Regions from separate parts of the Mus musculus genome. Here region 1 is linked to region 2. A link is a loop called in an ENCODE intact Hi-C map of the cell type or tissue named here. Cell type or tissue: gastrocnemius. All regions are shown on one strand. Each heading gives the region's core, and the rest is flanking DNA. Links, peaks and the distances in the headings are about the cores only. Region 1 overlaps Zbtb16 (zinc finger and BTB domain containing 16). Region 2 holds the start of Zbtb16 (zinc finger and BTB domain containing 16).

What was found. Peaks named below come from ENCODE experiments on the same cell type or tissue, not always from the same donor. Only the 100,000 strongest peaks of a DNase experiment are listed, where the experiment ranks them.
Region 1: it touches region 2 in a loop (9-fold over the local background); 8 of 42 quality-filtered maps call a loop at or near these places.

The regions. Positions count from the first base shown.
Region 1 is chr9:48,708,350-48,713,716 of GRCm38, forward strand. All of the region lies in intron 4 of Zbtb16 (zinc finger and BTB domain containing 16), which reads right to left. Among named protein-coding and RNA genes, the nearest start is that of Gm32280, 41 kb to the left of the region's middle. In gastrocnemius, for the core only: no CTCF peak of the experiment used is centred there; DNase peaks (open chromatin) are centred at 2,272 and 3,141; H3K4me3 peaks cover 2,479 bases; H3K27ac peaks cover 5,000 bases.
Region 2 is chr9:48,834,040-48,839,406 of GRCm38, forward strand. It overlaps Zbtb16 (zinc finger and BTB domain containing 16), which reads right to left and starts at 2,186. Exons shown (of 7, transcript NM_001364543.1): 1 at 2,015-2,186. In gastrocnemius, for the core only: CTCF peaks have their summits at 1,978, 2,483 and 3,361; DNase peaks (open chromatin) are centred at 785, 1,151, 1,829, 2,307 and 2 more places; H3K4me3 peaks cover 3,515 bases; H3K27ac peaks cover 4,065 bases.

The DNA.
Region 1 (5,367 bases), core at 283-5,282, 130 kb before region 2:
AGTGGGTAGTGACACTCTCTGGGCTGGAGTTTCAAACTGGAAAAGCCAGAAGGGAAGGGTGAAAAACAGGTGAATACCTCTTTCCCGTATTTCTGCTTCCTATTTTACTAAGGTGTCAGGAAGTAAGGAGTCCTAGCTGCACACTCCTGTTCCCAGAGAGCTACCTGCTGCCATGCTTTCTCCACCGCCAAGGACTGTCAGCCCTCAAACTGTGAGTCAGAACCCTGCCATGAAGGTCCTTCTTGTTAGGGATTCTTTTGGACATAACAATGAGAAAAGTGATAGAACCTTCTAGTCTGCTTTTCCCCTAAAGCAGGAAGGGTCCTTTGAGTGAGTGTCCATCAACGCCCACTCCCTGTTGAAAGGGAAAGGCAGAGTCCACAGCAAAGCCTCCACTGCCGGGTGTGTCCACGGCTTCTGGCTTGAGAGACCTGCTTGAAGCCAGTTTTAGGTCCATGAAAAGTAGCATCTAAGCACTTGAGTTTGTTTAAGTGGCTTCCCCTGTCACATGGCAATATAGAAACTAAACATTTTGTTTTCTAGGCCAGTCAAAGAAAGTCTGTATTTTGGAGTCAGGGGTGGGGGTTGGGAGAAGAGCAGAAGCTTGAGCTGAAAATGAAATGTCATACAAGTCCGACCTAATTCTAGTTTGATCTTTTTGAGCGGAGGGTTCTTAACTGGGTACCTTTTCCAAGCATGGGCTTTAAGCCTCTGGTTAGATTCAATGCCAGGCCCCACAGGAAGAGGACACCACTTAAAGAAGGGATTCTGGGACACAGAACCACAAGACACCACTCATTAGAGGTCTGTCTTGGACTGGTGTTCCCTAACCCCCAAGATCTCAGTGTTCTCCACCAAAGATGAGAGAGAAATAATATCTACCTTAGTCATGAGGAGTTAACACAGCTAGAGCTGTCAAGGCCATCTCTTCAAGTATCCATACCTAAGGCCAAGCTCAGCTTCCTTGCTCGTGTCTTTCCAGCACTATGGCCTTCATCAGGAAGGTAGGAACCAAATTTTAGTCACCATTATGAGTTATAGCCACAAAGCACCTGCTATTCCCTGGGTATAATGCTCTAAAACTCAGAGAGCAAGCGAACAAAGGAATGATGGACAACCCAGCTGGACAACCTCTTCTGATTGACAGAAAATGAGACTGTTAACTTGGAGATCTTCTGGAGCAAGGTTATAGCAGGAGGAGAGACTTAAAGACTTCTCCGGGGCAAGTTCATGGTTTAGTTGAACCTAGCTCCCTATATTAGGGGGAGGCGAATCCCAGAAATGGCCTTACTCATCATTTGCCTGCCTCTTTCTCTCTTCCATTTTGAGGAAGGGGTAGGATGATGCCCTTACTCCTCTCAAGCACACTTAAAGAGTGGGCACTGGAGGACACTTGCTCAAAGGATGTTTCCTGGTTTTAGGGCAAAGGAGACTAGAAGGTTCTACTATTTCCTCATGGCAGACACACAGGAGACGATCTCTTGGCTGGAGGGCATAGGTACGATCCCAGAAGTTCCTACACCTCCAATTTGAAAAAGCAGCTGGATGATAGGGGAACAGTTAGTTCCCCTATCATCATCACTACGGGCACGGCCCTTCCTCTTACCACCTACCTAGTAAGGGGATGAGGCTCTTCATCTCTAATAAGACTTGGATGATGCAGTAACAATAACCACCATTTCCTGAATGCATGCTCTATGCAAGGTCCATGCTGAGCGCTTCCGTGGTACCCCAAACAAACCAAGCATCACATGGTCCTGATACCGTGGCTGAGCAAAATGTGATTTAAAGAAGATGAATAATCCAACCAAGATGATAAACTTTATAAAGGACAAAGCTATTGTGTGACACTAGAGACCAAGTCCTGGACCACCATGCCGTGGTACCCCATACTCTACACCTAAGACTTAAGGCTGCGCGCGCAACTTCTCTCTATAGTGTATGACATAAAGCTAAACCACTAGGACCCACACTTGGCAAAGAAGCAATTTTTTTTTCAGATGTCATTCCACCCATCCATCTGCCTTTAGTGTGTTGAGTCTCCTGTAACGGTCATGCACCGGTATGCCCACTCCTTCTGCTCCTTGACTCTTGTCTCTCAGCCTGGTTCCCATACAGACCAGCCTTGACCCTAACTCCCCCATATTCACACCACAGTAGCTCAGATTTCTGTATGGACGCCGGAATTGAAGGTTCCTACACGTGAATCTTCCCAGCCTCCTCCCTGCGAGTGCCTGCCTTCTCCCTGGGACATGATAAAGACTGCCCCGGCCACTCCCCCTTGAGCCCAGCAGCCAGGACACTCCTGCTCTCTCATTACCGCCATCCAGTACAGTCTGTTGTCCCTAGGCCTGTTCAAGTCTCCAGAGGGAACATACAGTGACTTGAACAACATTATGATTTGTAAAAAAAAACCACTCCTAATTAGTTTGACTTTGAATAAAGAGGGTAATTATTTTTAAATTTATTAACTGCTGCCTGGCCGGAGAAGTTTCCAGATCAAATGACAAGGAGAGGCTATTTCTGCTCAGTGATGTAGCAATTTATATTACTGATCGGTCATTAAAACCTCGGGCACAAGACCACTTCTGTTTCCCGAGCCAAGATAGTGTCCGAGTGTCAAATTTCAAACCCAGAGTATAAATTAAGCCATTAATGGTATTTATCAGTTTATCTGGACTTAAAGAACTACTTACTAAATTAAGACGCTCCTGCTACTGAACCCAGGAGATGCCTTGGCTGTGCATATGACTGTGCACACACATGCACGTGTCTTCTCACTCTGGTTTGACTGAAAAGGGTAAAAAAAGAAAAAAACGGAAAAAAAAAACTTCTGATGTGTAAATGAAGTATGAGCCTCCTGGGAACTGCCTAGCGGTTAATTCCTGCAACCCAAACATTTTGGAAGCAGCAGTGTTTTGCAGTATGTATCTGTCATAATATAAAAGGTGTAAAATGATCTCTGTTTATCCTCCTCAAAGTCTTTGCTGTACCCAAACAGAAAGCCAGGATGTGACAACAAAGCCCGAGCCCAGCCCCCGCCTTAAGGATGGTCTCCCTGAAGCGGCAGCCTGAGCCCATGGAGATCTGGGGGGAAGAGGGCATCATGCACACCAGGAAAAGAAGAAATCCAGGCTAAGTGGAGTCGGAAGGGGGAGAGGTGATGGGACCATCTGCTCAGCTTGCACTGGAACGACAGCCAGCTTCTACTACGTTCAGGGGCTCGATAATAATCTTCCAGACACTGTACCTCCTACCCTGTGTGGTATCTATCCTGTGTTGGCTGATCCCTCCTCATGTGGAGCCCGTGGTCAGGGAATGCCCAGGCCAACCTGAATCAGGGAAATTGTATCCTATCCTGACATGAAGCTGTGGGCATCAGAGCACTGGGAATTCTTAAGTTAAGTGGGTCACGAGGATGGCCAGGACAGGGCCACGAGAGAAACAGCGGCAGCACAGGCTCTCCCTGACCTGCTCAGGCCACAGGTTCACAGACCCAGGAGCATGGCACCGGTTGCTGAGGAGCTATAGAAGGGCACTGAACTTGGAGCTGGGTCAGGTTTCAGCTCTACACTTCCTGCTCGGTACCTAGTTCGAGGCCTCCATTTTCTTATCTGTAAAACTGGTCTGCTGAGGCAGTTTGTCAAGTCATCAGCGGAGTCTTCTCTCCCCACAGTCTCTGTTGCTTTCCTCCAGATTGCTCGTCTGTTCTGTTAGCTCTCTGGTGACACCTGCCACCTCACTTGGCCTGATACTTTTGATACTTCCTGTGGCTTTTTTTTTTTTTTTTTTTTTTTTTGGTTTTTTGAGACAGGGTTTCTCTGTATAGCCCTGTCTATCCTGGAACTCACTCTGTAGACCAGGCTGGCCTTGAACTCAGAAATCCGCCTGCCTCTGCCTCCTGAGTGCTGGGATTAAAGGCGTGCGCCACCCCTGCCCGGCTCCTGTGGCTTTATAGTCTTATTTTCTTTTTCTTTTTCCTTCCTTCCTTCCTTCCTTCCTTCCTTCCTTCCTTCCTTCCTTCCTTCCTTCCTGTGTCTGTCTGTCTGTCTGTCTGTCTGTCTCTGTCTCTCTCCTCTGTCTCTCTGTCTCTGTCTCTCTCTCTGTGTGAGTGTGTGTGTGTGTGTGTGTGTGTGTGTGTGTGTGTGTGTGTGTGTGTGTGTCTGAGTCAAGGTTTCCTGGAGCTTGCTATGTAGACCAGGCTGGCCTTGAACTCGGAGAGATCTATCTGCCTTTGCCTTCCAAGTGCTGGGTGGGATAAAGCTGTGCATCACCGTACTGGTCAGTATTATTTTCAATATTCCCTTGGAACCCCTCTCCTAGGCTGTCCCTGCCCCCCCCCATGTGTGTATATGTGTGTGTGTGTGTGTGTGTGTGTGGTGGTGGTGGTGGGCTCATATGCCCCCAGGCTGCCCTCAAATTCAATATATAGCTGAAAATGACTTTGAACTCCTGGTCCATCTGCTTCCATACAGGCATATACCCCCCCATGCCCCGTGTATGCAGTGTTGGGTGGGCATGGAACCCAGGAATTCATGCTGCTGGTAAGCACTCAGCCAACTGAGCTGGTTCCTGAGACCCCTTTTCTAAAACAGAGATGTTAGATGGGAGTTCACATGTTCTTTCATTGACAGTAAGGGCAGCCTGAGGGGTACTACAAGGATCAGCAGGAAGTGCCTACCATTCATGATAAGGGAGCCCTGCCGTGCATTAAGGGGAGGCCGAGTGCCTAGGCTCCTCACCGAGTGCCTGTTCTGTACTAGTAGGTAGCTGACGCTCTTAGCTTTGCGCACACCCTATACCCAGCTTCAACCTTGGCCTCTCTCACTCCAACTTCTCCACCCTTCACCCTTAGTCTTCTCAGTCTTGACTGAGAGAGCCACACGAAGTCTACTAAATATCTATCGCTTAATCTCCACATGAGCTGACTTACCTCAGATGGAGCCCCTCTACTGGCAGAAAGCCACAAGGTATCTGAGAGGAAGTAAACTTCCCTAACCACCCTTGGGTCCCCAGTGTTACTACCATGTTACATGGCCATAATGTTACTACCTCCCAGACATGTGCCAAAGACACGGAAGGTCAGCAGAGAGCCCCTGGGCGTGGCTGAGCGTAACTACACTGATGCTTCCCCAACCTCTGGTTTAGAAGGAAGGCTGCTTCCTGCTGCTGTGAATTCAGTCCAGATGGACAAAGCAAAGGTACATGACAAAGAGGGCTCAAAATTCCTCCCAGTTACCCCCGGCCAGCATTCCTGGAGTGGGATTCCTCAGTGTGTGTGGTCTAACAATAAGAAAACGGTACCAGAATGCAACATAGTCCCCCTTTGTCCCTCCAGACCTGTGGCTGCTTGTCTGCAAGATGGCT
Region 2 (5,367 bases), core at 108-5,107:
TCCCAACAGCCTTGAGAGTGCACACCAGACTGGATGCCTCCCAGGTGTTGGCAAGCCCAGCGACAAAGAGAAAAACTGACATTGAATATGGTTCTCTAAGTGACATTGGCACCAGCATCTCTGGGGTGAATTAAGCCCAAAAGAAGGGAAGACAGGGCTGGAACACAAAGGCCTCTCCCAGAAAGTGTTCTGGATGACTGAGAGGCTCCCAACTTTGAACAGCCATTGGGACATAGGCAGAAAGACCTAACGGGATAAGGTCCCAACCTCTGTCTCTCTGTAGCCAACATTTCCCACAGCCTGGGGAAGAGGGTGGAGAGAGCTAGGCTCTCAGCCACTCTTCGCAGAGCTTGCCTTCACCCTCGACAGGAGTCTTAAAGACTCTTAGGTGCAAAACTCATGCGGAAAGAGTTAACAATAGTGGCTGGCCACTCTTATTGCCCACCCTAAAGTGGAAACGGAGGGCATCATCAAGAACGGTGAGATATCCATTCCTCAAAAGCTTCATGAGCACGGTGTGCTTTCGGGAGAGAGATCAGAGATTTGGAGAACTAAGGGGGAGAAGCCAAAATAAAGAAGGTTCGCTGCTCAAAGGAACCTTTTGGGCCTTGAGGGAAATCAAGGTGCCCTATCCCTAACCGGCGGCTCCGCACCCGCGATCCGACCGTCCCTAGGTGCAGCGATCAGCCGATTCTGGGCAAAGCCAGCGCTAACCCGCCAGAGCTCCGAGGATCGATGGTGCAACACACCCCTTGTTCCCAGAGACCCCCGCCGAGACTTGCATAGGACTTTGGCAAACTTGGGAAAGCAACTTTTCCCCAGGAGTCAGGTGCCTGGAAGAAAGGGAACAGAACTAAGAAAGGGGGAAAGCGAAAGAGCCTGGGGAAAGGAGAAGGTCCGAGCGGGCTGGACGCCGCTGCTAGGCCGGCCCGGCAGCGCAACCCCCCCAGGGGAGAAAAGGATGCACAAAAGCCTGGAGGCGAGTGGTGGGAGGCCAAATGAGAAGAGATCTCTGGGTCCTCCACCTTCCACCCAAGATCACGATCCCCGGGAAGTCACCAGCAGGGTCCCCGGCCTCCCGCACCAGCTGCCGGCGTGCCCGAGTCAAACACGCTGGGAGCGTGGCGGGGAGGAGGCGAGCTGGTTGCAGCGGTGCGCTCCTGTGCATTCCGGTGGGGTCCGCAGGCTGGCAGGATCGTGCGCATTTCGAGCGCGTGCGGGAGCGTGCGAGGGGCTGGGCAAGCTTGCAGCGCGCCAGGGTGGGAAAGACATCCCGAATGCATCAGGTGCAGAGCCGGGAACCCACCGTGCGCGGCCGGGAGCGCACAGCGAGCTCCCGCTCCACCGGCCGTTCCCACCGAGAGCCGAGGAGGACTCGGAGCGCCAGAGTCTCTCCGAAGCGTCCCTCTCTCCTTAAAAGAGGGCATCAAGTCCAATCAAAAAAAGAAGAAAAAAATCCCACCACGTTTTCTCTAAAGAAAACAAAACCCGATCGGATACCAGTCCCCTCCCACCCGACCCCCAGGTTCACTCCTTGCTTCCTCCGGGTCTAGCTCCCCAGCTCGCCAGCGAATAAACACAAATAAATAAGACACAATCCTATCTCACGCCAAGCGCACCGGTCCGCATACATATGAGCACCCACAGGCTCTCTGCTCCTCCGCCAGCCCTTGCCTGTACAAAGACACCCAGTCCCCGACTACACGCGCCCGCAGCCCTGGCAGACCTCCCGGCCTGCCACCTCTCACCCGGACCGGACCGTGCCCGGAGAAGAAAGGTTGGTGAGGCAGCTGTGCCCAAGCTGACAGCCTCAGCGCCGCTTTCTAGCTGACCCCCAACGGGCACTGGCGATCGCTGCTGCAGCAGCAACCAGAGAACCCCGCACGAGCCCAGCGGCCGAGTGGCCAAAGCTAGCACCACCCGCCTAAACCTCTCCCGCCCCAGGGCGCCCTGGCGGGAGGCGGTCGCTGGGCGGTGCGAGTCCTTCCCGGGTTTCCTACACACATACACTTACCGCTTACGGAGCCTGGAGCTTGGGGTGGGTGTGCGTGCCTGGGGGGTTAGGGGTGTGCCTGGATCGGGGAAGGGGTGTTGCTGGGGAACTGTTGCTCCGGATCTCACGGCGGCAGCGGCGGCATCGCCCGGCAGTTCGCAGTACCCGCTCTCGTCACCCTTAACTCCTCTCTGCCGCTAGGTTAGCAAATCACCACCGGCTGCGGCGCCTCCGCCGCGTCCCACGTCAACGCCGAGCCCCCTCCCCTGCGAGGCCCCGGCGCCTCTCCATCTTTAGTGCTGGCGGCCGAGCCCGGCTCCCTGCCCACAGCTGCCCCCTCCCCTCCCCCTGGCCGGTCCTGGCCCGCCCACCCCGCCCCACCCCCGCCCTGGCAGAGCCCGTGCGCTCTCCCAGCCCTGCCCTCCCTTCCCGGGCGCTCCCCTCCCTTCCCAGCGCTCGGCGCTCCGGGCTTCTCCTGACATCTAGCTGCTGCCCCGGCGGCAGCGGCTGCTGCTCGTTGGCTAGGTGGAGAGGGCAAAAGGTTGCAAAGGAAGAGGAGCCGCAGAGGACCTGGCAGTCCCCAAGGGGTCAGAAGGATGAGTGGGAGAAGCGGTTCCCACTTTAGCCCCAGGTTTTTTCATTTCCACTGGGCATGCGGTGTATCCCGCGCCCCTAACTCCCCCAACTCCAGTACTCAAGAGCGCAGTTTTGTCCCGTTTTTTATTATTTGCACCAGTTCAGTGTGTGGCTTCTAGCTTTTCACTTTTTCTCAGGATTCGGATCGCATCCTCCCTTACCCTAGCTTTAAATGGGTCGTTTCCCAAGTCCCAAACCAGGCCTCTGATGCCTGACCACAGGAGTTCGCCGGATTTGGCCAGATAAATCTAAAGGGGCCAGTAGAAATCTGGTAGGAGGCAGCACCTCGATTTTGCTATCTAGATTGTTGCACACTGAGATGCGAAGGCCTGAGTAGTAATACTTTCTCACTCCTAATCTCGGGCATCCTCCCCGCCCGCACGCCCCCCCCCATCTTCCCCGGCCCCAGGAACCTGGATGGAAAGTTCTGAAGATTCTGCGCCTAACTCAGCTCTGCCTTCAGGAGCTACTGGAAGCTTGGAAGAGCGCTGGGCCGCTCCAGAGTACTTTCTTCCCTCAGCGGCTGGACCATTTTAAAGGGCGTACTTGAGATGACAAACCGTAGGGTAGAAAGACCAAAGGAAAAAAAATATTCCTTCTACCCGCGGAAAGCACCGTCTCCTCCTTTGCACACGAAGCTAGGCAGGGAATTGAGGTTGGAGGGTTCTTTTCTGAGCACTGGCCTCCGGCCAAAGCCCCAGCGCAGTGTTATTGGGGGTGTGGTGGAGAGCGCCACCCAGGGGTCTCAGAAAAGTCACCCACACAGCCCCACCCTCCAGTCCTAAGGTATTAGTTCCAGGCTTCAGTTTAGGGGTGCTGTGTTCTTGGCTTACCGCGGATCTCCCACAGGACCCACAGAATCGTATCTTGATTCCCCAGGAGCTAAAGGAGAAGGAAAGTGGGCGGTGAATGGAGACAAAAAAACCCACGAAGACCAGGTGGCAGAGCTTACACAAGATCTGCACGGGGGTCTGCTAACGTGGTGGTCATTTATAATAACAAGGCATCCTAACAATTGACACTCCCAGGTCTCAGATTAGCAGTGGGAGAGAGAAGTCCGCAGAACCGAGCACTGGGAAGCAAAGGAAGAAAACTACAATTGAGTTACCCTCTCATAGGCAGTGTCATGTGGGTGAGACAAGGCGAAACCCCCCTACCCCAGTCAGTTGGTATACAACAAAAAACACCTTGTGTAAAGGCTACCTGATTCTTTCAAGTTAAGGCGAACCCTCTGTAAGAAGTAGGGGATTTGAGGACGTTAAGAAGGAACTGCCATCTATAAAGAAAGCAAGAGTGGATGAGCAGAAGGGAACAGGAAAAACACACACCCCCCTGCCGTGAATGCCTGGCCATGGGAATGGAGCATTGAGCTTGTTGAGTTCCTGTCTAAAGAAGGCTTGCTATCTAGGGTCCACATCCACCTACCACCCTCTCTCCAGCAGTCACCGGAGAGGCACACGATTAACCTCTGATCCTATTCTACCATTAATCCTCAAATCAGAGAAAGAGAATCCGTAGACACAATGGAAACGAAAGAACAATTCCTTGCCTGGCCCTGGCCTCCCCCCCAACCCCAGCCATACTCACTCTATGTGAAAATCTCCCTTGCTTCATAAACTCTGCCCATTAAAGAGCCCAGCCCTTGTTAGGAAGTGTTAAAGAGAGAGTAATGCCTAGATTTAAGAGGTGGGGAAGGTAACAGAAAGGGAGAAGGCAGGCGAGGCTGTGGGCTGGGTGCCAGCATTGGGCTCCAGAGCATTTCCACTTAGCGATGAAGGCTGGCCGAACAGCAGTTTGATAAGGTTTATTGGGCCCAGATAAAGCAGCAGCAGCCCCCACTCCCAAACCAGCACCATTTATAGCCAGAGCTGTGTCCTTGGATCCTGGGAAGCAATGAGAGTCCCCAGTTGAGAGATTTCATATGGTAAGGCCTAAATCCAAGCAGAGTTGAAAAATCAAAAGACAATCTCCCTGCCCCCTCCCCCACCTTTGGGTTTTTTGGACTGTTTTGTTTTGTTTTGTTTTGTTTCTAAAAGATGTAGTAGGGAAACTGGAAAAATCAACTCCTAAAAAGGCGAAAGTCCACTGGCCACGACACTGCTTTCCTTTTATCCCAACACTATGGAGACAAAGACCAGTCACACTGTGAGTTACAGGCCAGCCCCAGGTATCCAAGTGAGAGAGACCTTCTCTCAAAAACAAAACATAGGACCTTGGTTTAAGGTTTTCTGACAAAATGCAAGAGGCCTCAGTCTTAGTCATGCTAGAAGCAGAGACAGAGGTGAGCTAACCATTGGGCAGACCTCCACCACAAATCTCCCCATTCCTTCACCTCCTGTTTTCCTGCATACCTCCCAGCCATGGAGCCTCTCCAAGCTCGGCTAGTGGAAAAGTATATCCAGTCTGAGAGAAACATGTAAGAAGGAGGTGGTGGGGGTAATAATTCATTCAGAGCATTCCTTGAAAAGCTTAACACGTTACCTCTCTTGTTTTAGTTAGTCCTTCTAACCACCCTGTTGGTGTTTCGTGACCATTTGGGGAGGAAAGAAACCTGAGGCTCGGGCTGGAGAGATGGCTCAGCGCTTAAGAGCCCTGGCTGTTCTTCCGAAGGTCCTGAGTTCAAATCCCAGCAACCACATGGTGGCTCACAACCATCCATAACGAAATCTGATGCCCTCTTCTGGTGTGTCTGAAGACAGCTACAGAGTACGTACATATAATAAATAAATAGAAAGAAA